2 separate regions of the Homo sapiens genome follow, and region 2 is linked to region 1. A link is a loop called in an ENCODE intact Hi-C map of the cell type or tissue named here. Cell type or tissue: GM12878. All regions are shown on one strand. Each heading gives the region's core, and the rest is flanking DNA. Links, peaks and the distances in the headings are about the cores only. Region 1 has its middle 130 kb from the start of CDK6. Region 2 has its middle 71 kb from the start of SAMD9.

The links. Peaks named below come from ENCODE experiments on the same cell type or tissue, not always from the same donor. Only the 100,000 strongest peaks of a DNase experiment are listed, where the experiment ranks them.
Region 2: it touches region 1 in a loop (2.3-fold over the local background); 2 of 110 quality-filtered maps call a loop at or near these places.

The regions. Positions count from the first base shown.
Region 1 is chr7:92,958,447-92,975,379 of GRCh38, forward strand. It overlaps the pseudogene RN7SL7P. Among named protein-coding and RNA genes, the nearest start is that of CDK6, 130 kb to the left of the region's middle. In GM12878, for the core only: no CTCF peak of the experiment used is centred there; a DNase peak (open chromatin) is centred at 10,225.
Region 2 is chr7:93,038,382-93,055,314 of GRCh38, forward strand. No RefSeq gene overlaps it. Among named protein-coding and RNA genes, the nearest start is that of SAMD9, 71 kb to the right of the region's middle. RefSeq lists enhancers at 636-1,151, 1,353-1,492, 2,184-2,698, 5,480-6,211. In GM12878, for the core only: no CTCF peak of the experiment used is centred there; a DNase peak (open chromatin) is centred at 9,580; H3K27ac peaks cover 807 bases.

The sequences.
Region 1 (16,933 bases), core at 5,600-13,599:
GGAGACACAAAAAACCCTTCAAAAGATCAATGAATCCAGGAGCTGGTTTTTTGAAAAGATCAACAAAATTGATAGATGGCTAGCAAGACTAAGAAAAGAGAGAAGAATCAAATAGATGCAATAAAAAATGATAAAGGGGATATCACCACTGATCCCACAGAAATACAAACTACCATCAGAGAATACTATAAACACCTCTATGCAAATAAACTAGAAAATCTAGAAGAAATGGATAAATTCCTGGACACATACACCCTCCCAAGACTATACCAGGAAGAAGTTGAATCTCTGAATGGACCAATAACAGGCTCTGAAATTGAGGTGATAATTAATAGCCTATCAACCAAAAAAAGTCCAGGATGAGATAGATTCACAGCCGAATTCTACCAGAGGTACAAGGAGGAGCTGGTTCCATTCCTTCTGAAACTATTCCAATCAATAGAAAAAGAGGGAATTCTCCCTAACTCATTTTATGAGGCCAGCATCATCCTGATACCAAAGCCTGGCAAAGACAAAACCAAAAAAGAGAATTTTAGACCAATATCCCTGATGAACATTGATGCAAAAATCCTCAATAAAATACTGGCAAACTGAATCCAGCAGCACATCAAAAACTTATCCACCATGATCAAATGGGCTTCATCCCTGGGATGCAAGGCTGGTTCAACATACGTAAATCAATAAATGTAATCCACCATATAAACAGAACCAAAGACAAAAACCACATGCTTATCTCAACAGATACAGAAAACGCCTTTGACAAAATTCAACAGCCCTTCATGCTGAAACCTCTCAATAAACTAGGTATTGATGGGATGTATCTCAAAATGAGAGCTATTTATGACAAACCCACAGCCAATATCATACTGCATGGGCAAAAACTGGAAGCATTCCCTTTGAAAACTGGCACAAGACAGGGATGCCCCCTCTCACCACTCCTAATCAACATAGTGTTGGAAGCTCTGGCCAGGGCAATCAGACAGGAGAAAGAAATAAAGGGTATTCAATTAGGAAAAGAGGAAGTCAAATTGTCCCTGTTTGCAGATGACATGCTTGTACATTTAGAAAACCCCTTCATCTCAGCCCATAATCTCCTTAAGCTGATAAGTAATTTCAGCAAAGTCTCAGGACATAAAATCAATGTGCAAAAATCACAAGCATTCCTATACAACAGACAGAGCCAAATCATGAGTGAACTCCCATTCACAATTGCTTCGAAGAGAATAAAATACCTGGGAATCCAACTTACAAGGGATGTGGACGACCTCTTCAAGGAGAACTACAAACCACTGCTCAACAAAATAAAAGAGGACACAAATGGAAGAACATTCCATGCTCATGGATACGAAAAATCAATATCATGAAAATGGCCATACTGCTCAAGGTAATTTATAGATTCAATGCCATCCCCATCAAGCTACCAATGACTTTCTTCACAGAATTGGAAAAAACTACTGTCAAGTTCATATGGAACCAAAAAAGAGCCTGCATTGCCAAGACAATCCTAAGTCAAAAGAACAAAACTGGAGGCATCACGCTACCTGACTTCAAACTATACTACAAGGCTACAGTAACCAAAGCAGCATGGTACTGGTACCAAAACAGAGATATAGACCAATGGAACAGAACAGAGCCCTCAGAAATAATACCACACATCTACAACCATCTGATCTTTGACAAACCTGACAAAAACAAGAAATGGGGAAAAGATTCCCCATTTAATAAATGGTGCTGGGAAAACTGGCTAGCCATATATAGAAAGCTGAAACTGGATCCCTTCCTTCCACCTTATACAAAAATTAATTCAAGATGGATTAAAGGCTTAAATGTTAGACCTAAAACCATAAAAACCCTAGAAGAAAACCTAGGCAATACCATTCAGGACATAGACATGGGCAAGGACTTCATGACTAAAAGACCAAAAGCAATGGCAACAAAAGCCAAAATTGACAAATGGGATCCGATTAAACTAAAGAGCTCCTGCACAGCAAAAGAAACTATCATCAGAGTGAACAGGCAACCTACAGAATGGGAGAAAGTTTTTACAATCTACACATCTGACAATGGGCTAATATCCAGAATCTACAAAGAACTTAAACACATTTAAGAAAAAATCAAGCAACCCCATCAAAAAGTAGGCAAAGGAAATGAACAGATACTTCTCAAAAGAAGACATTTATGCAGACAACAGACACATGAAAAAATGCTCATCATCACTGGTCATCAGAGAAATGCAAATCAAAACCATAGTGTGCTACCATTTCACAGCAGTTAGAATGGCGATCATTAAAAAGTCAGGAAACAACAGGTGCTGGAGAGGATGTGGAGAAATGGCAACACTTTTACACTGTTGGTGGGACTGTAAACTAGTTCAACCATTGTGGAAGACAGTGTGGCGATTCCTCAAGGATCTAGAACTAGAAATACCATTTGACCCAGCCATCCCATTACTGGGTATATACCCAAAGGATTATAAATCTTGCTGCTATAAAGATACACGCACACGTATGTTTATTGTGGCACTATTCACAATAGCAAAGACTTGGAACCAGCCCAAATGTCCATCAATGATAGACTGGATTAAGAAAATGTGGCACATATACACCATGGAATACTATGCTGCCATAAAAAGATGAGTTCATGTCCTTTGTAGGGACATGGATGAAGCTGGAAACCATCATTCTCAGCAAACTATCGCAAGGACAGAAAACCAAACACTGCATGTTCTCACTCATAGGTGGGAATTGAACAATGAGAACACTTGGACACAGGATGGGGAACATCACACACTGGAGCCTGTTGTGGGGTGGGGGAAGCAGGGAGGGATAGCATTAGGAGATATACCTAATGTAAATGATGAGTTAATGAGTGCAGCACACCAACATGGCACATGCATACATAGGTAACAAATCTGCACATTGTGCACATGTACCCTAGAACTTAAAGTATAATTAAAAAAAAAGAAAGACCCTCCCCCTTATCGTGTTCATGTCTCCCTACCCAAACATGTGGTGGTAGCTTCAGCTGACTCACTATGCACCTCTATGCAGAATATGCAACAGCATTTTGCAGACTCACCTTCAAGGCAACAATGGGGGTATTTTAGATCCAGTTAGTGAGCCAGTGGGAGACTTTATCAGGAAGCTGTATTTGGTCTGTAGGCTTTCACATTGCTAAAGGCACTGCCCTAGTTGTTGGTCAGTAATAGTTTTCTCCAGCCTTCTTTTACAGGTATGGGGAGAGGGGCTGATCATATACAGGACTGAGAATGGAGCTGGAGGTGGGGAGAGAGGCCAACCTTATGCTTAGTTTTAAGTATTAAAATGGTCATATGTCTATCAATTCCTGCTCTGCTCAGAGTTTTATGCTGCTTTTATTGTTTTTGGTCTACAAAAATGTTTCTTTTGATTTTGTATCCAGTTTTTTAAAAAGTTGTCTATTATCTTTCCTTTTTGTGTGGTCAAAGCAGAGGGAGTAAAAGTGTGAACTCCCTGTGTCATATGGACTAGAAGTCTTGCTTTACTTAAAGAAGGATAGCAGGGGCTCGGTTAATTTGGGAGCAGGAGCTAAATGGAGTTAACAGTTTTGCAGGTAAGGAAGTGGAGTGGAAATTTTGTTTGGACTTCCCAGCGTTCTTTCTCATATTAGGCAACCCCAGCTTTCCTCTGGGAACTTCCCCTCCCTTCTGACATCAGTCAGCATGATTTGGGGTTTGGCTCATCCTACCCCCATAGTATCAGTATGTGATCCAAGGCCTGGCCACTGTAATTGGTTCAGGGATAAGCAAATAGTTCAAGTTGTCCAATGAGATCTCTTCCTGTTGTTTTTCTGTCAGGAAAGACATACACTTTTCTTTTTTATGTCTAGCTCAAGCATAGTCCCCTGTAAAATGGGGTCAATAGTGCTGTCTATCTCACAGAGAATCAGAGGCTAGGAGAGCCTGGCACATGTTGGCTATTGTCATCGTTATTATGGTTCCATGTGAAATTTAGAGGAGGGAGCAATTGCCTTCAACTGGTCTGGTCTAGGAGGGATTCATACAGGAGATGAGATTTTAAGTAGATCTGGAAGGATACATAGGAGGTTGATGGAGAGGAACAGAGAAAAAGCACTATCAAGAGGTAGAAGAGGACAACATGGTGGTGGATAGGAGGGATGGTGAGGAGGGTTGGTTGAAAGCTGAGGGTGGGTGTGGCAGTGGAGACCATATTGGGAAGCTTGTTGGGGCCTGAACCAAGGAATTGGGACTTTATTTGGCAAGTATTGGGAAACCAGGGAAGGTTTCAAATTATAAAATATGATTGAAGTGGAATGGCTTATAATGAAATGACTCTTCTATAGGCAGAGGGTGGAGAAGTGAGAAATAACTCCACATGTTCCTTCACTGTAACCTCTTGATTACTTAAGCCCCAAACACAAAGCCAAACCACACATAGGAGAAAGTCTAGGAGAATGATGGAAGAAACAAAATAGGAAAACACCATTTTCCTCCTTCCTTGCTGGATTCATAGCCCATGTTTCAGTTTTCTGTATATTAGCCAAGTCAGCTTTCCTTTATTTCTGGGTCATGTAAGCTTAGTGTGTGTGTCATGGGGGTGGGGGGGTTGTTGTATGCACAGTTTTTTTTTTTTTTGCCAGTGTATACATTTGTATGAAATTACTTTTTTTATACAAATTTGTGACATACAAAATTATTTTAATGAGTTGGTTATCGTCGGTTGTCCACATTCCTTTTACTATTTTTTCCTTAAATAAATAGGTCACTGTAGGGACTCCAGCAAGATGTGGGCAAACCAAACCTAGCTTCCTTTGTAATATTTGAAGACATGTCATCAAATAGGTAGACTGGAGCCGTGATTACTCCCTTTCAAGAAGACGTGTGTTCTATACTTTGCCACAGCCGTCACTACTCCTAGTTTTTCCCCAACTCTGAGCCCCTGTGTCAGTAGCATTTATCATCACACCGGTCTCTTGTTTTACTTATGCTTAGTTCCATACATTAATTTTCATACCTACTTGGCCACGATGGGCATTCATGTATAAAATCAATTTTTATTTTTCACTTCTGAAGTTAAACTTTTATGGGTATTTCTCGTAAGTTTTCTGAGACAAGCTAAAAAGCAGCATTAATTATCCCAAATACTGAACAGCTGAGTTCAGGCCAATTCTCAGTTGTAACTCATGTATGCCACCTTTCTTGGCCTGACTAGTTTTGTGCATTCATTGAGAAAGGGAGTCTGCCAGGCGTTGTTTTCTATCTGACGGTAGGCCAACAGATGCTGTGAAATCATGCCAACACGTGCCAAGCTGTCACCTCTGCATCCTTATTTATCAGGGAGTCCATTGTACAAGTCTCCTGTCTGCTATTACGTCATGTTTACTTGTTCAGATAGATAAAGGTCCATACCCAGATGAACAAATGCTTAGGAAGGTGCTATTTTTACCCAATTCCCTAAACCACATATGAGTGACAAATATTTCCATAGGATTAATGAATAGGTGTTTCAGTCTCCTCCACCCTTATTAAATACTAGCTTTTTCTTTCATGCTTGGAACACTGTTGAATTTGTGGATGAGAAACATTTTCCATATGTAATGAATCCAAGGACTTTTTAACCTATTAGATTTTGTTGCATATATTGGTCACTCTTTTAAATAATAGTTTCAATCTAACCAAAAATCAAATAACCTGAGAATCTGATATGCCTTCATTTTGAATATTTTCATATTTTACAAGTAATGTACACAGAGCTTATTTTTTTTGATAAGATCGAGAATTGACCAAGGGAATCATGTAGCTTTAGCCATCTGTAGTTTTATCATTTGCCAAAAAATTTCCTGAGCTTCGTGGAAACCACATAGAAACCAAATGACTTGGTTTTATTTCCATTTCTCTAGGCAATAAACCAATTTTTCAGTCTCCATGGACACCCAGTGGAGCAACAGTAGTTAGATCTGTAAAAACTGCTATCTGACTTAGAGTCTGATGGTGGCCTGCCCACCCGCACTTGATGACAACTTAGGCTTGACCCTCTAAGAGACCACAGGTGTGAGAGATTGCACGTGGGCATCTGGAACAGTGCCAAGCTACTGTTCCAGGTTCTTAATTTGTGGAGGTTTGCAAATAATTATGGATCTTGTCTTGAAAGCTGGGCAGTTAGAAAGTCCAAAATAAGGCAGTGGAAATAGTGAAAAAAAAAAAAAATCTGGTTGAAATAGATTTACTTTCCACTTGGTTAAGCAAGAGCCCTCACATACTGATGGGTATGTTAACTCAGTTAAGAAAGAATACATATTTGGACATCCTTGTGGAAAGCCCAAAATAATACTTGAAATGAGAGAAGTCATAGGCTTATGTGTCAGTACATATGAAGGATAGCTTTGACTCTAAGCAGTAACTGGAAAGCCTACCCTTTCAGTCTCAGCAGCAATATAAGAAAAGATTGAACTGAATTGCTCTGTGTTATATATTAGTTCTCTAGGGCCTGTTTCCTCTAGCCTAGAATAGTGATTACTTGAAAAGATTAATCTGGTTTAGAGGTTTTGAATATGTGGTCCTTTGCTCTTGCTTGCATTGTGTAAAACTCCCTATTTCCCAGTTACTCTAAAATTAACAAAAACTAGGTCTCACAGATCATTAAACAGCATTGGAAATGTCGCAAAAGAAAGGCATATGAAAATGATACCTTAATTGGCATTATGGGACACAACACAACTCTGCAATAAATATGCTAGGCCATTCCAGGTATGTAGTTTCTTTTTTCTGGGTTTTTGCCTCCTTATCTGTAAATGGTGTGGGGTGGTTGCTAATATTCCTTCTAGTACTAATATTCTACTCGTTAATGAAAAGTCAGTTTTCATTTCACATACAACAAATAACATGGTCTTGAGAAATCTAGCTTTCTACAGGACGAAAACATTCAAGTTCATGATCTTGGGGAATTGGATGAAAGAATCAATCTTGTGCTTTTTGAACAAGCTATAGTCATTCCTGTTTCTCCTTAGACCATGTAACATTTCCATGAATACCATAGAAAATGAATTCCTGGGGAATAAGAATAGGTGCATTTTCTCAGAGACTTTTATTTTTGGTTTGTTTCTAGATATTTGAGACCAAAAATAAGAATAGAATCTAAAAATGTAAATTTTTTTTTAAAAGGAGGAGATAGTAATAGATGGTAGTTAACTATCAGAAATCAGCCATAGTTTTGTGAATGTATAATGAACTGATTTTGAGGTGATATATTTAAAAATTGCCTTGGGAACAGGAGAAAGGAGAAATGTTGCAGAAGAAATCTTTAGCTTTACAAACCCAGAGATTGTCATATATATATAAAATTGTTCCTTGACAGCACCTTCCCTCTGTTCAATGTTTTCCATCTCATTCAAGTCACATGGGCACATAAGGAGGGAAAGGCATTCCAGGTAGAAGTGACACCATGAACCAGAGAGAGGAGGTGTGAGACTGCATGGCATGTGGAGGCAGTGCAAGGAGCATAAAATGTAGAAAGAGGCTGGATTACTCAGAGTTCAGGTGCAGATAATAGAAACCACTTGAGCAATTTTGAGCAGTTTTAATATAGGCATATGGTGCTTATAAACCTGTGGGAAGGGGTGGAACAGCAGGCTTCCGGTGGGCCCTCCAGAAATGATTCTTAAATTGACACTTCAGGACCTATCTGCTTCTTGGCCTCAGGAACACACACCTTAGCCATGATCTGTGTATAAAATAAGCAAGCCAACTCAGAACCAAGCTGCACCTGTTAGATTCTTTTTAGCAAAATGGAGTCATAGTGCCTGGCCCTTCTCTCCCTTTAATTCAATAGCAAAATCAAATCTTGGAAGAGTGTATCTGATTGGAGCAATCTAAATCACTTCCAGAACTCTAACTGCAAGGAATTTGGGGAAATAAATTCTTTAGTTTTTTTAATCTGCTATTGTTCAGGAACGAACACTAAGAAGAGAGATGGATGCTGAGCCCACCGATCTATCTCATCTGCTGTGGTATCTATTGCAGAAGTCTAGGAAACTGATGTGGAAGGCCTGAAGTAGGGTAGTCAGGAGGGTGCCATAGTGATGATGGTACAATTCAGTCAGTCTTTGTAAGGCAAAACCATAAGACCATTAGGAAATAGGAGTGAGATAAAGGATGATTTCCAATGTTCTGATTTAACCTAGACTTGATAAAAATTATGTTGGAGGAAGAGCAGATTTTGAGGGCAGGAGTGAAGAATTGAAAATGGGAAATGTTGAAGAGTTTAGTTTTATAGAATTTGAAGTGATAGAGGGGATACTAGGTTGACATGTCTAATGAACACTTTGGGTTTTGGTTTGAAGCTCCAGAGAAAGTCCTGAGTAAAAATATAGATTAAGGCTGGGGATGGTGGCTCATGTTTGTAATCCCAGCACCTTGGAAGGCTGAGGTGGGAGGACTGCTTGAACCCAGGAGTTTGAGACTAGCTTGGGCAACATAGATCCTGTCTCTATTTTTTTAAAATTAAATAAAAAAATAAATATAAGTTAAGAAGTTATATGTGACACTTAAAAGCCATGCATGTGGCTGGGCGTGGTGGCTCTTGTTTGTAATCCCAGCACTTTGGCAGGCCAAGGCAGGTGAATCCCCTGACGCCAGGAGTTTGAGACCAGCCTGGGCAACATGGCAAAATCTGTCTCTACAAAAAAAAAAAAAAAAAAAAAAGAAATTAACCGGGTACGGTGGCTCATGCCTATAGTCCCAGCTACTCAGGAGGCTGAGGTGAGGGGGTAACTTGAGCCCAGGAGGTTGAGGCTGCAGTGAGCTGAGATCAAGCCACTGTGCCCTAACCTGGGCAACAGAGTGAGACCTTGTCTCAAAAAAAGAAAAAGCCACACATGTGGATGAAATTTCCTGGAGAAAGCAAGTAGAAGGACAAATGAAGATTCATGGCAGAACAACTCTGGAGATGACTAATGTAAAGAGGTGTGAGGCACAATAGGACCATACAAATGAGACTGAGTGGCTACAGTGGTAGAAGGAGAACCAGAGAAGAAATGTGGAACAGAAATCAAATAAAGGGACAGTTACTTAAGTTCAAAACAGCTGTGATGTCAAATAAGATCAGGGCTGAGGAGTGTCCAGTAGTTTTGACCATTAGGAGATTCTTAGCAAAACAGGTCAAGGTGTTTAGTGGGACTACACTGTGTTGATTTAGGTATGAATGAAAAGTGAGGAAGAAAGGAGTAATCTCTGCTTTCTGGAAATGTGGCTCTGAAGGGAAGGGAAGCTTTGGAGAAAGAACACAAAATGGAGGGAGAGTTTAATCATAAGCTCCAAAAGTCTTAAACAGGCTTGGATGCTGAAAAAAAGGAATCAATGGCCAGGTAAAGATTGACGATACAGGAAAGAGTCAGGTACTACATACCAGCTGCCTACAGATTTGGAAGAGGAGTCCAGAGTCTGTACTACTCCTCCTTAGATAGGGGAGGAATATGTATTTCTCTCACACATGGCAGTGAGGGAAACCATGAATGAAGAAGCAGATATGTTTGTGAAAGGTGGGAAAAAACAGAATAGAAATCACACCTGATAGATTATTTTCTGGATGATATAAAATGCAGATAATTTGCTGAGAGAAGGGAGAGTGGGCATGGGGTTAAATAGAATGGAGTAAGAGGTTTGCAGAAAAAATGGATTGGGGGAAATGAACGAGAAATGATTAGAGACCCACGTCAGAATTGCTAATCAGGACTGACCATGAAGAAGTGGGGAGATTTCTGAGGAAAGGCATAAAGTAATATCATAATTGTCATGATCATGAGGTCTTTGGTTCTTTAAAAAGTGGTGGTGGGTCCTTACAATGATGGTGTTCCTCTTTAAATATATTTGTTTTAGAGTTGTCCAACTGTTGATTAGGTAAGCCTTTTAAATCACTGCCATTGTCGTCGTCATCATCATGATCATGATCTGTTAATCTATTAATAAGATCAATCTTTTATTTCTATTGCAACTTTCAGTGCCTTGGATAAAAATGAGACAAAATGGCAGAAGTGTATCATTAAAGAAAGAATGCCTAAGAATTTACATTTTGAAGGACTCTTCTGTGACTGAAGGCTGTCCCTTTAAGTTAAACCTGATTGAGAATTTGAGAAATCTTCCCAACAGACTAAGGACATGAAAAGATGCTCAACATTATTAGTCATTGGGGATATGCAAAATGAAACCACAATAAGACATGACCAAGTATTTATTAGAAAGTCTAAAATGAGTAAGACTGAAACATATCAGGTATTGGCAAGGATGTGGGGCACCTGGAACCTTCATACACTGCTGATGGGGAAGAAAATGTTTCAACCATCTTGGAAAACAGTTTGACAATTTCTCGGAAATACACACACACACACACACATGCACACACATGCATGCTGTATAACCCAGTCATTTTATCTTCAGATGCCATAAACATTTGTGTGTAAGTCTTTACCCAAGAGAAAAAGAAATATGAGTATACAAAGACACGATGTTCATAGCACTTTTATTTATAATAATAAAAAATTGAAACAACATACATCAACAGATGAATGGATAAACAAATTGTGGTATATCCATACAATGGAATACTAATTAACAATAAAAAGGAATAAAGTATTGATTGCACAGCAGCATGATGAATCTCAAAATAATTATGGTGAGTGAAACAAGCCAGACAAAAGAGAATATGTAGTGTATTATTCCATTTGTTAAATTGTCTACAAAATTCAAACTAATCCACAGCAACAGAAAACAGATCAGACGCCTAGAGATGGGGGTCAGGGCAGGGCAGGGCTGAGAGGGGGATTACCAATAAGCACAAGGAAACTCCTGGGGGTGATGCGTGTGTTCATTATCTTGATTGTGATGATGGTTTCACAGCTACATTCATAGGTCAAAACCTACGAAACTGCACACTTTTAATAGGTGCAGTTTATTATACTTTAATAAAACTATCACAAAAAAGAAATAACTTGTATGTTCAAGAACTGGAACATGATTTTATTATGTTATACAACAGCACACTTTTTGAACTTTGTATATCTTTTAAAAATCATGTTTTGGAGCCTATGTTGTATCATTGGAAAATGCTCATAATATTTAGAGACAGGCTTGGTTCTGATTTATAATAGCTCATTAATATTTGTTGAAAGTTAAATCAATGATGTAGTGTTAAATGAAAACAAGATATAAAAAATACATATATAATATAATATGATCCCAAATGTGGTAACTCTCTCTTCTCTCCCACTGCTGAAAGGAAATACCCCAAAATGTTAACGTTGGTTGTGTCTGTTAGGTGGAATAACATATGATTTTTATTTTCCTTCTCATGGTTTTGGGGCTTTTCTAAAATTGAGCTTCTGTTACTTTCACAAGCAGACAAAAACCCAATAAATGCCCTTCTAAAAGATTCTTGCCCACACGAAGGAATTCATTTGGTGCAAATATTTTTAGAAAACATTAGTCTAATTGAGGTACATAGCATCTTTTTGATAGCAACATGTTAGCAAATACTTTTCAGGGATTTTACGTGGAATGGTGAATGTGCTGAAAAGAAAGACTTACACCAGCTTCAGCCTGCCAGCTTGTGATATGCTGCCTAGAAATGCCTACTTATAAATATGTTTTATATAGCCTCAGGAGTTCCCTTACCTTTATTGCTCCACCTCTAGCAGTCCTTTAATAAAACAAGGTCAAAGACAAGGACAATAAATTCCCAGGGCCTTTCCTAGCACAGTTCTGCAGGAAATGATCATCAAAGATGTCCTGATCAGAAAAAGAGAGTTGCTGAATGTAAGTTTTTCTGTGAAATGCAGATGATTTCTTGCTCCTTTGTCTAATCAGTGGTGACCTTTTTTCTTTTTGCAAAAAAAGAAAGCAAGTGCAGGGTGAGACATGTGGGGTTAGAGCAAAGGAGAAAACCCTCCCCTGAGAAGGTGAGAGTCAAAGGTGATGAAGAGTCAGGAGGGTTCTCCCGCATAAATACATGCTGAAAGATGTACCTTCCTTACTGTCCCCAAGAGTATGAGGGGCATTTGTCCTGTGAGGCTTTCATTTTGATATTCTGCTTGTGTGAAAAAGACAATGACTGGGTGCTGTTTGAGTAAGGTGGGATTTGGCAGGAGGGTGGGGGCTGGGCCATGAAGCAGAGAGATTGGTGAGACTGAGGTAGTCCTATGTCCTGCTTGGTCAGGACGCTGGGATTGTATCTTACAGCCTGATCCGTTCTTATCCAGTGACATGAACATTAAAAATAAATAGGAATGGAAACTTCCATGTTTGAAAATCATCCAGCGGCTTATAACATTTTAGCTTTTCATTTCTTTTTTTATTATTTAAAAAGTTATAAGCAAATCCTTGAAAATGTGTTTGTTCGTGTCCCTAGGACCCATTGTAATCCCTCTGCTATGTAAACAATCTTATCCTTGAATGTATCAGTTTGCAAATCAGATCTTCAGGTACTTTTCTTAAATATTCTGCATTCCTCTCACCTAGATTTCCCTAGAGGGTTTTTTTTTTTTTTGTTGTTGTTGTTGTTGTTGTTTTGAGATGAGGTCTGGCCATGTTGCCCAGGCTGAAGTGCAGTGGCTATTCACAGGCACGGTCCCACTACTGATTAGCATGGGAGTTTTGACCTGTTCCGTTTCAGACCTGGGCCTGTTCACCCTTCCTTAGGCAACCTGGTGGTCCCCACTCCCGGGAGGTCACCATATTGATGCTGAACTTAATGCAGACATCTGATGGTCATAGCTCACTACAGCTCAGAACTCCTGGGCTCAAGCGATCCTCATGCCTAAGCCCACCGAGTAGCTGGGACTACAGGCATGTGCCACCATGCCCCACTAGATTTCCCTTGAGTTTTGAGAGGGACGTCTGGTCACTCCATCATAGTTCTTCAGCCTTCTGGATTTTACCCTCAGCCTCCTTGCACCTCCTCAACTGGTCAGGCCATAGAGACTACCATCGTTGGGTGGAAACCATGAAAATCCAGTTCCTCTTGCTTGCCTAGGGCCAGGGATGGTGAGTGGAACAGGGAGTCAGGAGAATTCTCCATCTGGGAACAAAGTTTTAGGCATTACAGGTGAGAATTACATATGCTTCCCTCAACCCTACTTAGAAACATTGTTATACATGGAGACTAAGTGCTAGAATGCTATGATGGTGGAATTTAACGCATTTGTGGTTAAACAAGTTTTAGTAGGATCACTTGGGCATTCAAGGTCTTTGAAAGTTATCATATATGTATGTATATATGTTACATATGTATGTTACATATCTACTATATATCTATACAATTTTTTGTTAAACTAATCATTTAACCCAAACCTTTGAGCAGAACAACACATTCCCTGACCATGTTTGACAATAGGATTGGCCACATTTAATTGTGGAAGAATGAAAGGATATGGAAGAATTATATGTTCATGATCTATTTTCTTTTACATAGAAATACTTTTCTATTTTCTTTCAACATAGTAGAAAATCTGGTCACTGGTCTGAGTCCTCTCATTTCACAAATTGTCCCTAACATTTAGCTGAACTATAGCTAATTCATATTTCACTCTGATTATTGCAGAATCATTTACTTTTGTATAGGCAGTTGTATTTGGCCATTCTTGCACTGCTATAAAGAAATACCTGAGACTGGGTAATTTATAATAAAAGAGGTTTAATTGGCTCATGGTTCTGCAGGCTGTGCAGGAAGCATAGCATCTGCTTCTGGGGAGGCCTCAGGAAGCTTCCAATCATGGCAGAAGGCAAAGGAGTAGCAGGCACATCAAATAGCAAAAGCAGGAGCAAGGAGAGACTAGGGGTGTGGGTGGAGGTTGGGGGTGGCGGAGGGAGGAACCACACCCTTTTAAATGACCAGATCTCACAAGAACTCACTATTGCAAAGACAGAATCAAGCTCTGAGGGATCCACCCCCGTGATCAAAACACCTCCCACCAGGCTGCACCTCCAGCACTGGGGCTTATAATTCAACATACGATTTTACTGGGGACAAACATACAAACTATATTAGCAGTAGTTATTTCATAAATAATTTAAGTCTTTTCGGTATTTAAAAAAAGTTTTTGTGCCACAAGTGGATTCCATGTATTTGTGAATAAATAGTGAAATTCTAAATATGCTGTTGGTTAAAACATGTTTTTCAGACACTCTTGAGAATCTGAAGAATGACCCTGGTGTACATCAGCATTCAAAAATGAAATATCCATATTTATTTTTGGTAGGGAAGGAATTTTCTTTCTTTCTTTTTTTTTTTTTTGAGTCAGAGTCTCACTTTGTCACCAGGCTGGAGTGTAGTGGTGTGATCTCAGTTCACTGCAACCTCTACCTCCCAGGTTCAAGTGATTCTCCTGCCTCAGTCTCCCGAGTATCTGGGACTACAGGTGCACACCACCACGCCCAGCTAATTTTTATATTTTTAGTTGAGATCGGGTTTCACCATGTTGGCCAGGATTGTCTCGATCTCTTGACCTTGTGATCCGCCTGCCTCCTCAGCCTCCCAAAGTGCTGGGATTACAGGCATGAGCCACCGTGCCGGGCCAGAAGGGAAGAAATTTTCTAAAGAAATATACTTCTGAGTGCAGTCTTCAACAAAAGCATTTAGGGACTCTGAAATAAGATCTAGGCAATCCAGGTCTTGGGAATGATATCTGGGATACATTAAAAATGTCACTTTCAATATTTAAGCCCTAAAATATGTTTATTATTCTTGGAATATATAATATTCCAACAACAGTTTATTAAGGTACTCTAGTCAATAGGTTATTGTTCTTTTTTAAACATAGTTGTATCCTAGGTAAGAATTTTTGAGTATGGAGGATTATAGACATGTGACATTTATACACACAGAAAAAAAGTCATTTTGAAACAGAAAACTGCTTCATTCCATAAGCATGCCATTAATACATGATTCAAGATGTCACAGTTTGGATGAGATAATCAAATTCCTCAGATAAATCTGTTGAAAGCAGCTGCTTCATTCAGGAGTGATTTAGAGATACATAAATTGAGGACAGTAGATTGAAAAGGAAAAAAGATAAGTGTAAGTTTATTACTGAAAGTGAAAAATGATTAAAAATTGCCACTATGACTGTTAGGCCAATTAAAACATTTTATGCTCATTCATCTTTCAAGAAGCCACCTACAAATGAAAGTATGGCACTAGCTCTACTGTTAACAAATAGAGCTTGTTTGATGTTAAAAGATGTAAATGCCATCATTTTGAGACTATGCATTTGCAATCTTTGGTGATCATCATAGAAAGAATGAACTAGCATTCTCTGAAAAATCCCAGTCCAAGAAAGTTTGTTCTTGATAATAATAAAATTTCGTGTTTATAAGATGCCTTTCATTCAACTCTTAAGACTTCACGTATAAATGTGTTTAAATATGCAGTCATATATCACTGTCTTCATATATCATAGCCCAAATATTTCAGTTCTTTAGACATAAAGCAATTCTTTATTTCATATGAGAAAATACAATCTCTACTCCTGCCACACAAATTCTCTATGAATAACACCTTCTTGTTAATGCTTCTATATTGCTTGTGCTGAAGGATTGTCAATGCAATCTTTTCTTAAAGCAATGTTTTAAAAAATTCTTTAAAAACAAAACACCTGTGTTTCCTGGCAGAACAACAATGTATCAGCCAAAATACTTTTATTTAATGACTAACTGTGGTTAGCTAGCGCCCCATAATTCATTTCATAATTGGAAAAAAATGTAACATTTGCTGACATCATCTGAGTGCTGATCTGGACCCATTGAACAGGGAGTTTTCCAACAAAAACGATTAATTTTCCACTTCACAACTCAGGAAGAATTTAGGATTAGGGCATTCATGGAGTCTAGAAATGGTTTTCATATTCAGAATTTTAGCTCAAAATTTGGACAGGAAGAAAGACTGAACATAGTTTAATTTCCAAGACAAAAGTTCATCTGTAAAATCCTACTTCTTTTTATGCATATTAATACCAGTCTGAGATCAAACATACTAAGCTCTGAAGATAAAAGTATTAGGAATAAAAAATTAAATGAAAAATCTAATGAGTGAGGAAAGATAGTTACCATTAAGTTTTATTCTGAAAGAGTTTCTTAAATATGTACTCACCTGATTTTTGCCTACCCAGATCTCAAGTTTATCTGAGTTTTCCATGCAAAATGTACATGGAATACATAAATCATTATTTAAAAGTAATGTACTATTAATCATAGTGGCATTATTTGATATTAATGTGGTAATGAGTCCAAAATTGTATATACTCCATTGCAAACATGGCCAAAGAGTATCTAGCTTATCTTTCTTAAGAAACTTTATATCACAGAAGAGACAGAGAGGAAATTTATTTTTGGAGTTGTCATTTTCGATGTTTTTGTCTCTTCTCACTTATTTTCTTTTTACTGAGCTATAATCTATATCTCTTCTCATTTAAGCATTGTCTTGTGTAAATTTTTAATTCTCTATTTCTTTTCTTGACTGGACTTCGCTCCAGAGTCATGATCCAGGTTAAACCTAACTGTCTGCTTATCCTATTCCCATGTCTGAGCAGTTAAAATGGCTGGAAAAAATACCTACACACACACAAACACAAACACACACACAGACACACACACACACACACACACACACACACCCATCCCCCCAGTGTTGCTTGGTCTCTCTTTAAGTTCTACAGACATAAATCTCAGGTGGACACTCAACATCTCCAGAATCTTACTAAACTTTCATAATATTTTCATCAGCTTACACGTCCTGATGACCATGTCATGCCTTCTGTGTGAACCTCCTACATTACCCAACCTCTCTGCCATGCTCATGCTCACTATAAGCTTGTGTTACATGCATCAGGAAAGCAGGAGCATTTAGACAGGAACTCCTTCATATTTCTCTGTGAAAGCCACCACCCTGCC
Region 2 (16,933 bases), core at 4,957-12,956, 79 kb after region 1:
AAAGCTTTATACAGGGTCCAATGGAGCTGCATGGTAATTACAAGATAGGATGGTAGAAATCTTCATGAGCCTATTTTTTCCATTTTGCTATTTCAACTTGCTAGGAATGATTTTAGCATTGCTATTTAATTGTTTTCAACTCTGCTTTTCTAAAAAGATTAAAATAATAAGAAAATGGAAGAATAATGAAACCTCCTGGAAGGAAATAAATAAATCATCATGGTGGCATCAAGCTTTAGTTTTCTTTTTGGGTTGTGCAAAGTATTGCATTTTTAAAAAGTAGGGAATAAGAGAAGTATGGAGATACATTTTTGCAGTCTTTTTAAAGACTAAACACAGTTGAGGATTTAAAAATTTCCATTTTCTTCCCATAATGGCAAAGAAAAATAAGTTGATAGAGGAAAGTATTATTCGATGGAACAGAAAAAGAATGCAAAGAGACAGGTATCAGCTTCCTAGGCCATAATGATGATAGTAAATTGGTCAGAGAAGTGAAATCTCAGGTATGAGTCCTCAGATGACAATATTCTGGGTATAATTTTTTCTCCCATACTTAAGAATCAATGAATGAACAATTCATTTCTAAATAAATAAAGAAAATATGGTATTCTCATCCAGTTAGTCATTCAACAGGAAATATTTTGCAATAAGAACTTAAACCATTCTGTTTTGCTGAAAAGATGTTGAGTATCTTTTATTGTTTCAAATTGTTTCAAAATTTATTCCATGTGGTTTATTAGCAAATGAGTTCTGAAGGCAGGTGTGTTTACAAAGGTTACTGGAAGAAAATACAAGATATAGAAGTAAAAAATTAACTGGATTATTTTAACTGGTGTTCATAAATCCAGAAATAAAATTTTTTGGCACTTATGGAGCAAAGAAAATGTCAGTCTTCATGCTGATGGCAGTGGTGGCCTGTCTGGAGCAGCCACTGCCATGATGCCCGCTGCAGTGGGGGAGGTGCAGCTGGGGCTGCAGACCCAGGCATCCCTGTGTCCTTGGGGGCTGGAAGCAGGCAGGATCCCCACCCTCCCAGGTGCTGCTGCAGCTGCCCAAGCCATGGCTGCAGATCTTGGCATCTCTGTGCTTTCAGGGTCCCAGGAAGCCCCTCTTCCCCCACAGGCTCCTGCTCCCTGGCCTCTCCCCACTGCTGGCAGCCGGTCTGATCTTGCAGCAAAGTTGAGGACCAGCCTGGGCGCTATGGCAACCTGGCTGGGTGTGCACAAGCTCAGGGCAGTGCTTACATGCCAGCCCCCTGCTGCCTTGGCCCCCACCAGACCTTGGGCACCAACAAACACAAGAGGGAGGCCAAAGGGGGTGCTGAGGACAGCTCTGCATTGGCCTGCAGGTGCCCCTCGGCATGAACAGTCTGGGCGCCATGAACAGCAGTAGGAGGCAGACAGGCTCCTGGGCCGAAAGGGACGGGTCCCCAGTGGAAGCTCACCTTCAAGCCAGAGAAAGCCTGAAGCCTGGGGGCCTGGCTGCCAGTCCCACAGACCAGGGTAGGAGATTACAGTGCTTTTTCTGGGTCACCCATGGACCAATCAGCACATACTTCCTCTCCTCTGAAGTCCGTAAAACCCCCAGATTCAGCCAGACTCAAAAAAGATGACAGGATGACCAGCTGCAGAGAGGAACTACCCACCCTAGGGTTTCCTCTCTGCTGACAGCTGAACACTCATCAGGACACCCTGGCTGTGGAGAGGAGCTATCCACTGTGGGTCTCCTCTGAGCTGTTTTATCACTCAATAAAGCTCCTGCTTTGCCTTGCTCACCCTCCTTTGTCCATGTACCTCATTCTTCCTGGATGCAAGACAAGAACTCGGGACCCACCAAATGGCAGGGTCAACAGAGCTATAACACAGGGCTGAAATGTGCCCCTTGCTCGCCACATTGTAGGCAACAAGAAGGACAGCAGAGAGAAGGAGAGAAGAAATGCGACCCTTTGGGGAGCTCAGACCTGGGAGCTCCCCAAGCCAGGGCTGTGACACCTCCTTTGGGGCTCAGCAATTCCTGCTGTCTCCAAGTTTTTGGGCACCAGTGCATTCCTTGGTGCCAGCCGTGGAAGCTGCTTGCAGTATGCAGTATGCAAGGCTAGTCCAGCTGCAGCCTTGCAGGGAGCCGACACCTGTGCTGGCTCCTGGAGTTCCCTGCCCCCACTGCCGCCAGCATGCCTGGCTGTGCGCAGTGGCCGGACACCTCACTTACCCACACACCCCTCACCGCTCTGCTCACCCTTGGCAGGCATGGGATCCAGGCCAGTAGCACGAGTTGAGTGCAGCCTGCCAGGCTGAGTGGGCCCAGCAGGCCCAAGCAAAACTTAGGCAAAGGCACCACCGGCCACAGAGATTTCCGGCTGGCGAAGCAATACCCTAAGAATCCTGTGACAATGCCAACACAATTCTGGTTTGTTAAAAATTTCAAATGTGTCACATTTTGATAAGGCCAAACAGAGCAGAACCATGAATATGCTAAAACCTATTAAAGAGTTATTTGAAATCAGGAATCAATATTTACACTATGGATATGCTGCAGGCTCCTGCATGATAGGTATGGCAGTTAGTTGAATTTTAAAGACGTCGTCTATTTTGGGTATAGATACCTTCAAAAGCAGGAAAATATGGAAAATTTAAATTTGCTATGCTTAAATTCTTATTAACATTTCTAACTTTTTTTTTTACTATCCCTTATTCTTACTTCTATCAATTATTTGCAAAATGACTTAAAAATATTTTTGAAAATATTTTAAAAAATTTAAAGGGTTTATTGGCCCCAGATGGTAAATGGTGATTTTTTTTCCTGGTATAATGAAGGTAAATGAGCTCTACTTGATGTATTTCAGTACATGTATCAATGTACATCAATAAGTGAATGGATAAAGGAATGACTCTAGACCCAATCAGTAAGAATATGAGGTGACTTTCAAAAAGAATATACAATAAAAGAAAGCAAGATAGAAAGGAGATCAAAGTGAAGGAAAAATACTTCTTTATTTTCAATTTCAGTGCTTGAGAAATAGAGCCAAATATAGCTACTGGTTGTAGCAACTACTGCAGTCTCCTTAGCTACAGAGAAGCCATGATGGCTCCTGTGCTGCTCATCAAGATTTCAAAGTTACAAAGTGAACCCAACTCCATGCCCAGTTCAGTTACAAAGTTGGAGACGGAGTTGTGCACACCTACAGGTATGTTATCTGAAAGAAGACATTGTGAGAACATAGAGCCTCATGACTTTGAAAAAAATATATTATACATCAAAATGCAATTTTTAATGAGTCTGCTTTCTGTTCCTATAAGCCAACTCCAACTCACTGCTTTGCAACTTGAGCCTTTATTCTTTATGCAACACTTATACTTCATTTCGTGCTGCCTTTCCCTTCTCAGTTGACAGTTCCAGTTTCCACAGAGGCAAAAAACAAAAACAAAAACAAAAACAAAAAACAACAACAAAAACAGCTGCATTTAAATATATATTTAAAATTTATGATATATATGCAAGGATGTTTATGGCAGCATTATTGATATTACTGAAGAATTTGGGATAACTTTAATGACCATAAATATGGGAAGGACTAAATAAAACATACACTGATATTCTGGAATATTATGGAGCCACTACAAATAATATAATACTGGTATTAAAGGCTATTCATGATTACATTTCTGAGTAAAAAGGAAGTTATAGAACAATATGTTTAACAAGATCCCATTAAAAAGAAGCGATCCTCTCTCTATAGGTACATTAAATGTATATTGCATGTATACAAGCATATGCAATACACACATATATTTTATACACATATATATTATACAGTATATGTGTTTGTGTGTTTAAAAAGACTGGAAAGATACTTGTTGGATTTGTAAGTGATTATTCCAGGGGAGTGGGAATGGAGGTAATTTTTACTTTTAATTTTAAACATTTTGGTATTGTTTTCTTTAACAAGAAGGTGATACATTAATAATTCAAAACTTTTTTTAAAGATAGAGCATATCTGCTATTGAGAGTGTACTTTGTAAGTGATGTCCATTTTTTTTCTCTTTCTCTCTCTTTTTTTTTTTTTGTAGAGATGGGGTCTTGCTATACTGCCCAGGCTGGTCTAAAATTCCTGCCCTCAAGCAATCCTCCTGTCTTGGCCTCCTAAAGTGGTAAGATTACAGGCATGATCCACTACACCTGGCTGGATGTCCATTTTTATGTATCTTCTCTAAAAATGCATTATGTGTACAACTGGGTCTTCAGTATCTGACTTTTCATCCCAGGCTCAAATGTTTCCTAGACTCTTAAACATGCCATTGTCACTTCTGAAGCATAGAAAAGGCACAGAGAGATAAAATGATTTAAAAAAAATCATCATCCAAGTTCTTGATAGTGGTAAGTCAACAAACTAAATCATAATTAATATTTTGCTTAGCCACCGATGAAGTGATATCAAATCTTATTAAATATGATTAATTAAAGCATTGTTGTAAATAAACACAAATCACTGACCACCTCAAAGCCTTTGCAGCCACTTTTGAGAAGTGCAGCTCTAAGACTAACTTGGATTTTTCCACTCCCAGTCTCATCCTCAGACAGCCCAATTACTGGGAAACACAAGGCTGAATTTGAAATTATTTTATGGGGGCGATTTTTCTGTCCCCTTACCCCCAGTTTCAACTCAATTAAGGATGCTTTCTTGTTTGGCGATTGCCCGATTGTGGGATATCTTCATATAAATTCCCCCAAAATGGAATCATGGATAGATATGTTGTAACAAACTGCACATTCCCTGATGTTTGCTTTTTTCGAAAATGCGTTAGTTCTACCTTCTTTTTAAAAATTCATTAATTCATTTATTTCTGCAAAGAGGGAGCGCCTTTAAGTCAACACACACACACACACACACACACACACACACACACACACACACACACACACACGAATACCCAGGTACTCAGGCCCATGCAGTCAGTCATTTACTAAATCAATCTAGGCTGGAGAGACTGTCATCCTTCAGCCCTACAAAGGGGCTCAGTGTGTGCATCTTGCGCGGAATTAGTGCAGGCAAACAGTTCCTGGAAGGGTGAACAGCTAGCTCATGTGTAAAATGATCGCACATCGGTTCCCCAGCTGCCGCAGCCCAGCGCCGGAGCCGGAGAGGCCAGGGAAGAGCCTTCCCCCGAGGCCAGCCAGGCAGAGACGCGGGAACATAAAACACATTCCAGCGGTTGGCATCTGGGCGCGCAGCTGCCAGGCGCAGCCACTGTGTGGCCGCGGGGGCTGCGGAGCGGGCGGGGGCAGAGCAGGTCCGGCGCCAGGCCTGCAGAAAGCGGCCTGCGGGCCAGTTTGGCTCTGCAGGCTGTGGCCTCATTACTGAGAGCAACAGTTTTATCTAGAAAGTGTGCTGTGGGGGATTTTGGAATCCTCCTCTGGGGCGAGGGCTTGGGGAGTAGCTTTGGCACTCCCAAGGCTCTGGGGTCGGGGAGCATTCCATGTACCGTGGTGTTCATGACTCAGGCAAAAGGGAAACCCCAGAATTACCACAAAGCTATCCCAATCCTGGCTTGGCATCACCAATCAGCTAAAAGCAATGTTTTCATTTAGCATTTAGGAGTGCACGTTTGTGTCTGTGTATGCGTATGCATATTTTTAAGAATGAATTCTCCCGATTTTCATCTTTGCAAATAGATTGGGGGTTGGGGGTAGACGGCCGGTAATGCCTATTAGAACTTCAAGGGATTGGTTTTCACATGAGAGAGCTTCAGAGATGAGAAATCGCTGAAATTATCTGGTAGCAGCTTCTGAGGGACATTTACCGTGGATTCACTTTTACATTTCAGTTCATTTGAAAGCCAGTATGGTTAAATTAACCAAAATCTAAATTAAAAAAAAAATTCCACGATTCTTCCAGGCCTACTTCACATCATCAAACCAGGCCCTGCTGGAGGCCCCATTAAAATGGCAGCTCCCACTGAGAGAGAGACAAAAGCCCCCTCTCTGAATGGGGATGCTGAAACAGTGATGGACTCTCAGAACTGCTTTTTTTTTTTTTTAATCCATTAAAAAAAAGTTACCTCTGCATTGACTGTGAGAGAGTATTTATTTCGCTCTCCACACTGTGGGAAACAGAGGCGTTCTCCCTTATAAGGACACCCAGACCTTCTTGGGAGAGGAGAGAAATATGAATCCATAACATGGCTGAACAAATTCCTCCTCGCAACTGAATTCATGGAATGTTTCAGACGTGAACAGCTTAATTTTGGTGTGGTCTGGGACAAATTAATATGACTCAAATCCCACCTCACAGAGGAAGCATCTCCTGATGAAGTGGGTGGGGTGAGTACACTCACTTCCTTCAAAATTCTGTCTAACAATCATCTCTATTAAATTTCAATATGTCTCACCCTCTCCCCCAGCAAGAAAAAAAAAACAAATAGGGAAATCAAGAACAAACTAAAAATATATCTAAAAAGCCTAACTGCAAAGTGTTCAGCAAATGATTATGTGAAATTTTAGGCTGTATGAATGATAATGAGTTTGTATACAACAGAATAAAAGCTTCTAGAGGGTAGTCCAGAAACTGTATTTTGGGAGTGAATACATTAAACAAGATCACTCTTCTAGGTTCTCATGAAATCCCAGTTATCGTTATTCCAACCCGGAAGGCTTAGGGATGAACAAGGACATATCATTCTTTTCTTCCAGAGGATGAACTGGACTTTTCACCTTAGCATTTAATCGGACACCACTCTTTTCCCATAGAGGTGCTCAGTCTCTAGCAGGGAAGGCCATTTATACATGAAAATGAACTGTAATGTTATCCTCTCCAGGACTAAATTTATTTACTTTTGTAAAATGGGAATAATTTCTTCACGCTTTCAAAGTGGAAAAATGATTGCTAGCACATATGGGAGTAGATTCTTGAGTGAAAGTTACTATAAATATTAAATATACAGTGGGATTTAGGAACCCACTTGCATGTGGCTCACACACATTACCTTATATTTACAGAAGGCAGTGGTGAGAAAGATTACTTTTCAATGATCAAAAATAGAAATCACGTTTATTTGGCTTTGAACTGCATCATATGCTTGTTCTTTCTACATATTTAGCATGTAATTATGTTTGGGTTTGGTTTGTGTTAAAAATTAGATTACATTTCCTGAACCACTGATAATCAGCAGAAGTTCTTCAAGAAGCAAGATGGGTTGTTAGGCACTTTGAGGTGGAATGCCAGCCAAGATGCCATTTTTGAGATGCCCCTGGGCTCTATAAGCACAGGAGACCATTAGAGACCATGAAATGCTGACAAACCCAGTGTGATAATACCACTCTGTGTGACAATCTCTGTAGTGGTAGAGGCTGTATATGTACTCTAGAACAGTGCTCCCATTCTAGAGTGGGGTTCTCAGAACACATGTCCCTTTCCAGATGCATCTGCTATACATAGTTTTTCTATAAGAACACTATTTTGATCAAGAATCAATAGGAGAGACATTTAATTTAATATCACTGTTAAGAGCCTTTGAAAAATGCTTATTAATAAAAGATACAAATTTATGCATCCCCTTTTCATTACAAGAATCATACACCATCAGAGGTAAAAGGAACATCCTTCAGAACTGGTTTTCAAATGCTTTTTTTGACTTGAAATAGACTCCTTTTAAAAATGGAATAAAAAGAAATAAAAGTCCACATGGCATTCCAATATGTAAAATAATACCAGTATGTCTTACTGAACAGGGGAAATACATAGGGTTTCAGAAGTTCATTTTGAAAATCACTGTGTTAACATGTTTCCTAAACTTCCTGAAAAAGAAACTATATGAATCATCTCAGGATGCAAAGGAATAGTAACAAACACAGAAATCCTAAAATATCGGGGAAATGGTATCATTGTACTAAGATGGCACCTACTCGTATACAGATGAAGAAATGGGAGCCTGATTGTTTGCAACAAATGGCCAAAGGTTGCACAGCTCCTTTAGGACAAATTCAGGATGCAAATTCAATGTTTTTCTCCCCAGCTTGCGGGTCACTATCTGATGCCGCCTCTGGAGTCTGGAATGCCTTTGAAATCAGGCTGTATGACACTCTAATCAATTTTAATGATCTAAAGCTTTTATAAATTGGTGAAAAATTTTATAGCACAAAACTACTTTCTACATTGTTCTGTGCTGCCACAAAAATCAATCACGATTCTCAGGGATATTTTTATGTTCATATATTGATGATAATCATTCCTTATATTTATGTAGCTAGATATGCATGGCTTAAACACCACCACATGCATTCTGGGACTGGACATAGGACATGACATCCTTGACCAGTAAATCCCTTGAATGAGTGCATTTTCCCCCTCTGTGCATGTCTCCTTCTCGTCCATTGTCTGTCTCCTTTTCATGCCTGTCAGGCGATGGCCATGACTGTGCACTTATAAAGGTCAGTGACCCAGCAGAGAGGGCAGGCCCTGCAGAAGGCGTGTTGATGAAGCATTACAATGCACACTGAATTTGTTAGCTCTCTGGCTTACTCCCAGGGGCAGGCTACAATTGTTTCCTGTGTGGCATGGCACCCACCCGGAACTCTTATGGTATGGGCCATTCCAACCAGGAATCTCTAAACCACATCCTACAAAATAAACATCCCATATTTCCCAGCTCACTAGATTCTTATACCTGGCTCTCCTTCCCTTAATTTGTACACTATACCCAGTGAAATGAATTAAAACAGAGTTATCTCTTATTTACATAAACAGCCATAGGGAGGTTTTCAAGGGATTATTTGCAAAACTGGGAGGCCACATAGATAATAATAAACTCACATCTTTCAGGTTGAAAACTTTTAGAAGGCTGAGGTCTTAAGCCTCTTTATATTACAAATACTAAATTAAACAAAAACAGACATGGCATTTCCTTTGAGATTGTCTCAAGGAAGGCAAGCATTTATTTCTCTCTTTGGAGCATCTACCTTTTAATAAAGCAATGATTATCTAGAAATGGAAACCTGTGATTCAAAAATAAAAGATTCACCTAAAATTTCAAATTTGCTGTAATTTATGCTACCTGTGCAAAACTTTTTACTGAAGTGAAATAGAATGAAAAAGTTGCCTGCATATGTTCTGGTTCTGGTTGTGTTGCAGTAGTTTGTATCAGACTGCCCTTCCTACAGATAACAATTGTGAACTCTGGACAAAATATTAAAAGAAAACAATTGAAACATACTGGGGAGACAACAAAGCAGCCCAAAACCAGAGAGAATTTGATCCTTGAAATAAGGAACCACATTAGATAAAATCAATGTATTTATTGATTTTTCCAAAGGTGCTCTATACTCCACTTGGTGCAGGACAGCTAGAATTGAAGCAGAAAGCTACAGTCTTATTGACCTGAGGAGTCAAAGGATAGTGTTTGGAGCTTTCACAACATCTGGAAATTGAGGGGTAAAAATCCCAGAGAGAAAGATCACAGTGGGGCTAGGTAGGCCCCAAATCTGCTCATAATCTCCTCTCTAATCTTTGGTGACCCTGAACTGTACGTGTGAAGGGGAAACTCCAAGTTGACCAGTGAAAAACTGTAGCTGAGAGACTGAAAGAACAGAACAGAAATTTTTAAGCTCTTGTTCACTGCACCAAGACAGAGTTTAGAGTTTGAGTCCTGCCAAGTTTGAGGGGCTTGGTAGTTTTTCAAGATTTCCACTTAAACTCTAGAAAACTCATGCTTTAGTTATAAAGACTAGTTATCAGATTCCAGAGATTTGCTTTAGGACTAATAACACAATGGAAACACACCCCATCAAAGCATAAAATTAAGCCTCTAAAAGTTCATTGGTGAGCTGCCAGTAATTTAAATGCCATGGACCACAAAATTCGGTACTGTTGAGAGGAAAAAACAGAAACTAGACTTTATAACGTATTCTTTATGATGTCCAGTATACACTAAAGAAGTACTAGACATACATATGAAGAAATGGGGAAACGTGACCAAACAGTAAATGACCCAAGATGACTCAGATGTTACAAAGACTTAAAATTAGCTATTATATATTTGTTTAAGGAATTAAAGAATAAGATAGTCATAATAAGTGGACAGATGGAATATTTCAGCAGAAAAATGCAAACTAAAAAAGAATGAAATATAAATTTTCAAGCTAAAAAGTACAATGTCTGAAATAACATTTACTGGATGAATTTAAGAGCAAAGGATTAGTTAATTAGAAGACATCCATAGAAACTATCCAGTCTGAAGAATAGAGAGAAGAAAAATTATGTGAAACAGTGTGTGAAGAGAACTTTAAGGTCCTGTGGGAAAGTATCAAATAATCCAATATATATGAAATTGGCTTCCCAGAAAAAGAAGACAGGGAAAAGGAAAACATTTAAAAAATAATAGATGACTAATGGAAAAATATCAAATTATAAATCCACAAAGCTCAGAAAACCCCAAGCAAGGCAAGTACAACAAAACAAAACAAAACAAAACAAAACAAAACAAAACAAAACAAACATCTAGGCACAGTTTAGCCAAAGTTGTCAGAGGAAAAAGATATCACATACAGGGATCAATGATATAATTAATCACCTACTTTTCAACAGAAACGATGAGACAGATACAATGTAACAACATCTTCAAAGTGCTGAAAGATAAAATGTGTCCATCTGGACTTCTACATCCAACTAAAATATCCTTCAAAAATGAAGATAAAGGCTGACCTGCTAAAGGTATATTAAAAGAACATTTTCAGACCAAAGGAAATAATACTAAGTACCAACTCAGATCAACAGAAGAAATAAAGAACACCAAAAATGTTTTTTCAAAAGTAGGTAAATATACAATATTTTTTCTTCCTTTTTAAAAAACATAGCTCATTGTTTAAAGCAACATTTAAAACACTGCATTGTGGCATTATAATGTATGTTGATATATAGCATGTGACTGGGAATTAATGGAATGTTATTGTTTCTGGGCTTTTACATTTTACATAAGGGGGTCAAACATTCACTCTAGGTAGGCTGTGGTAAGTCAATAATGCGTGTTATAATACCTAATTACTTTAAAAATACAAAAATGTATAGTTAAATCCATGGGAAAACTAAAATGAATACTACAAAAATGTGAGTAAGCAAAAATAATGTAGGAAAGGAGAAACAAAGGAAAATGATGGGGTAAATAGACAATAAATAACAAAATGGTAAACCTAAATCCAACTATATCAATACTTACACTAAACATAAATGGATTAAACACTAACTAAAGACAAATATTGCCAAATAATATAAAAAAGCAAGATTCCACCATAAACAGTCTATCAGATATGCACCTTAAATATAAAGATACAGATAGGTTGGAAATAAAAGTAAAAATATATACCATGCAAACTGTGAGCAAGAGAAACGGGATATGACTGTGTTCACCCTAGAGAAATGCAGGCTTCAAACGAAGGAATATTAGTAGAAGTTAAAGGCATTTCATAATGATAAAAGATCAATTCATCAGAAAGACATAATAATTATAAATGTATATGCAGTTAATAATAAAACTTCAACATATAAGGAGCAAAAACTGACAGAACTAAAGAGGGGACCAAACAAATCCACAATTATAAAGACCTAACATCACCCTCCCAGTAATTGAAAGAATAACTAGGTGAAAAATTAGGCCGGCAGCAGTGGCTCACGCCTGTAATCCCAACACCTTGGGAGGTCGAGACCATCCTGGCTAATACGGTGAAACCCCGTCTCTACTAAAAAAAAAAAAAGAAAAAATTAGCCAGGTGTGGTGGCGGGCGCCTGTAGTCCCAGTCCCAGCTAGGGAGGCTGAGGCAGGAGAATGGCATGAACCCAAGAGGCGGAGCTTGCAGTGAGCCGAGATTGCGCCACTGCACTGCAGCCTGGGCGACACAGGAGACTTCATCTCAAAAACAAAAAAATGGGAGATTTTGATACTAAGAACCATCTTGACCTAACTGACATTCACAGAATGCTGTAACCAGTAACTTCAGAAGATATATTCTTTTTAAGTACATAAAGAGCATTCATCAAGATAGACCATATGCTGGGCCATAAAACAAGACTCAAATTTCAAAGGACTGGCATTTTACAAATATGTTTTCTTACCACAGAGGAGTTAAATGAGAAATTAATTACAATAAGATCTCTTGAAGACTGCTAAATGAACTGTAGGTTAAAGAAGAAATCACAAGAAAAATGAGAAACTTTCAAAATGAATGATAATGAACATATATCAAAATTTGTGGAATGCAGGTAAATCAGTTATTAGAAGAAATACACTTTGAAATGTTTATATTTTAGTTAGGCTGGGAGCTTGGCTCACTCCTGTAATCCCAGCACTTTGGGAGGCCGAGGTGGGCAGATCATTTGAGGTCAGGAGTTTGAGACCAGCCTGGCCAACATAGCAAAACCCTGTCTCTACTAAAAATACAAAACTTTTTATTTTTGGGTGTGGTGGCACATGCCTATAATCCCAGCTGCTCAGGAGGCTGAGGCAGAAGAATTGCTTGAGCTGGGGGAGTGGAGGTTTCAGTGAGCCCAGATCGCACCACTGCACTCCAGCCTGGGAGACAGAGCCAGACCACTGCACTCCAGCTGGTATTTAGTTCAAGAAAGATGTAAAATCAATGATGTAAATTTTCACTTCAAGCCACTACAAAAAGAACAAATTAAACTCAGTTAAACCATATATATGTAAATAATAGAAATAATAAATGTAAAAGTAGAAATCAATGCAATAGAAAAGAATAAAGAAAATTAACAAAAGACACAAGTTGTTTCTTTTTTTGGTGATATTATCTTATATATCTTTTTTATTTATTTTATTTTTTTATTATACTTTAAGTTTTAGGGTACATGTGCACAACGTGCAGGTTAGTTACGTATGTATACATGTGCCATGTTGGTGTGCTGCACCCATTAACTCGTCATTTAACATTAGGTATATCTCCTAATGCTATCCCTCCCCGCTCCCCTCACCCCACAACAGGTACCGGTGCGTAATGTTCCCCTTCCTGTGTCCGTGTGTTCTCATTGTTCAATTCCCACCTATGAGTGAGAACATGCGGTGTTTGGTTTTTTGTCCTTGCGAAAGTTTGCTGACAAGTTGTTTCTTTGGAAAGAGTAATAAAATTTATAAACTCCCAGCAAAGCTGATTCAAGAAAAAAAATAGAAGCAGAAATTACTAATATCAGGAATAAAATAAAACTGTAGCGCCTATAGACCAGCAGTCTCCAACCTTTTTGGCACCAGGGACCAGTTTTGTGGAAGACAATTTTTCCATGAAATGATTGGGGAGTGGGTGGTTTCGGGATGAAACTCTTCCACCTCAGATCATCAGGTATTCAATTCTGATAAGGGGCATACGCCTAGATCCCTTGCATGCACAGTTCACAATAGGGTTAGTGCTCCTATGAGAATTTAATACCACCGCTGATCTGACAGGGGGCGGAGCTCAGGCAGTAATGCTTGCTCGCTCACTGCACACCTTCTGCTGTGTGGCCCAGGTTCTAAGAGGCCACGCACCAGTACCTGTCTGTGGCCTGGGGATTGGGGACCCCTGCTATAGACATTAAAATAATAAAATAAGGGTGACTTATGTCTTTATGACAGTACTGGAAAAATTGGGTAAACATAGAGTAAAAATGATCCTCAGCTTCTACCTCACATAATATACAGAAATTAATCAGACGGATTATTACAGATCTGAACCTAAAACCTAAAAGTTGAAAGTTACTAAAAGAAAACATAGGACAATATTGGACCCATTAATTAAAAACAGTAAGCCATAGACTGTGAGAAAATATTTATAATACCCATATCCTACAAAGGATTTATATAGAGAATACATAAATAACTCTTACAAGTCAATAATTGGAAAAACAAATAAGAAGTGTAATAGATAGACAAAATGCTTGGACAGATACTTCTCAAAAGATATGTACAAGAATAAATGCTCAAATATCATTAATCATCAGGGACATAAAAATTAAAACTATAATAATATATCATTTTATATCAAATGTTGGTGAGACTGTGGAACCCCTAGAAATTTTGTACAGTGCTGATAAATATATAAAATGGTACTGTTTGGTAATTTCTTATGAAGTTAAACATAGAACACTTATCACTCAGCATTTCTACTCCTATAAACTTAGCCAAAGGAACAGAAAATGTGTCCACAAAAATATGTGCAGGAGGGTATTCATGGAAACTGGGATTTATTGAAGAGAGTATATGGGAATTTTCTGAGGTGATAGAAATATCCTCTGTTACATTTACCAAAACTCATTGACTTGTATGTATACTTAAGATTTGTGACTTTCACTGTATGTTAATTTTAGCACCCCCCTCCCCACAAAGCCAAGAAACAAACCTCATGAATGCCACTATTTCCCCTTGAGAAAAAGCAACAATGTCGCAAAACATTGATAAAAGGGAGTGAAAAGTATTCTTAAATGAAGATCCTGAAGCCTTTGTATACTTTCTAGTCATTACTCCCATTTGTCTGTTTTGTGAAAATAATAATAGTTTCTATTTATGTAAAATGTTTAAAAGAAAGCTAAACTAATAACTGGTAGAAGCATAACTTCCTAGACACTTAGGAAGACAATTTAACAATGCCTGTGAAAACTCAAATTGCTCTTACCTTTGACCCAGCAACCCCCCTTGCTGACACCTGTTCCACAGAAATATTCACATTAAATGTATAAAGATACGTGGACAAAAATTCCACCGTAGTATATCTTGGAACAGGAGCAAACTAGAGACTGCTAAATGTCTACTGACAGGGGAAGAGTTAACAAACTATGGCACCTCTATGCTAACAAATACTGTGCAGCTGGTAAAAGAAAATATAAATATTAGATGTCTATAAGACAGTCTTGTTTGAAAGAAGCAGGCTGCAGAACAAAATGCACACGATATTATCTGTTTTGAAATAACTTCCTCCATTCTCTCTTCTTTTTCTCTGCTTTTCTCCTTCCTTTTTCTTTGTGAATGCATAGAAAATGACCCGAAGGATACACATTAAACTTTTATCAGTGGTTACCACCTGGAGAGAGGGTGTGGAGAGGTGGTGAGAACTTTCATTTTTTTTTTTTTTTTGCTTTCTATATGCCTATATTGTTTGATTTGTCTTCTCAATGGATGTGTGGTTGTTTTGTAATTTAAAAAAGAAAAGAATGGCTTGCACCTGTAGTCCCAGCTACTCCTTCGAAGGCTGAGATTGGAGGATCGCCTGAGTCAAGGAGGTGGAGGCTGCAGATGGGATCTCACCACTGTACTCTAGCCTAGGTGACAGAGTGAGACCCTGTCTTTAAAAAAGAAAGAAAGAGAGAAAGAAAATAAAAGAAGAAGAAAAAGACAAAAGGAAATGAAGGAAAAGGAAAGTGAAGGAAGGAAGAAAAAGGAAGGAAGAAGAAAAAACAGAAGGGAGGAAGGAAAGAGAGGGGAGGGGAGAGAAAGGAAAGGAAGAGCTGGGAGGGGAAGGAGAGGAAGGAAACAGGAAGGGAGACTGCAGGTCTCTGAAATGCAGAAGCAAAGACAATCTAATCGTCAATGTTCTGAATTGCTCAGGGCTTGGCAGAATGATCCTTCTAGTCTATGGACCATAGATTTGATCTCTGCACCTTGAGAAGGTAGTGAATATTTCTTATTTTTAAAGACAGAGTAGTCGATTCCACAACTTCCCTTGGTAACATTTTTATGTATACTGATCTTTACCTTCAGGTTATTACTTCCTTATATCTGAGTACTTCTGTCCCCAGGCTAGAAACGGAATCAGTGATCATCACATATCATCACACACAATGTTAACTTTCAGTTAATCTCGTTAATGTTAAAGGAGGAACAATGACTTGGAGGACAAAACTCCCTCCCCCCACCCCATAAATAAATAAATTATATATATATATTTATCCTATCACTTTAAAGCCAGAAGAACTTGAAGAACAGTGGTGTACTGTACCTGTACAGCCTTGGAGTCAGGCAAGAATGAAAGCCAGCTCTGTCTCCTAACAGCTGTTTGCTTTGGGCAAACTAATTAACTTTCTTGAGCCTCAGTTTCCTTATTTGGAAAATAGTTAGAATCATAATAGTAACGATGATAATAACAACTCCTAACTTGCAGGCCTTTTGTGAGGATTACAAATAATTAATTGGCCAGGACTTTGAGTATTATAAAGAATTAATTGGCCAGGTTCACCCCTGTTATCCCAGCACTTTGGGAGGATGGGGTGGAAGGATCCCTTGAACCCAGGAGTTCGAGATCAGCCTGGGCAACATAATGTGACCCTGTCTGTACAAAACAAACAAACAAACCTGGGTGTGGCGGCGCATGCTTGTGTTCCCAGCTACTCCAGAAGCTGAGGCAGGAGGATGGCTTGAGTCCAGGAGGTTGAGGCTGCAGTGAGCCATGATCGTGCAGTGGCACTCCAGCCTGGGTGACAGAGTGAGATCCTGCCTAAGAAAAAAAAAAAAAAAAAAAAAAAATGAAAGCACCCTGCTCATAGTAGGTGTTTAATCATGATTATATTTAATGGAACCCCCTAAAGTAACCTAAAATGCTACTGGAGATAAGAACCCATCTCTCTTTACTTCAAGGTCATAACTCCATAACCGTTTGTTTCAAGGTTGGCTCTCTTTACAACAGGCTTTTGTGAGGTAGTCTCTTAATGATAACATTTGGGCTATTAGTAATTTACTGACAGTTGCTCATAGACACCTGCCTTGTTGAGATCCATGTTATAGTTCATAAGAGCCTAATATGCACGTATTCTGGGATGTGAAGGGTTATTCTTTAGATGAGGATTGTGGACCGCAGATGTCCTTCAACCTCACTGGAAAGGTCCACACTACAGGAAATGGGATTACACTTCATCAGGAGGGATTTAGGTTAGATGGGAAGAAGAACTTTCTGACTGATGATTTCCTTCCTTGAA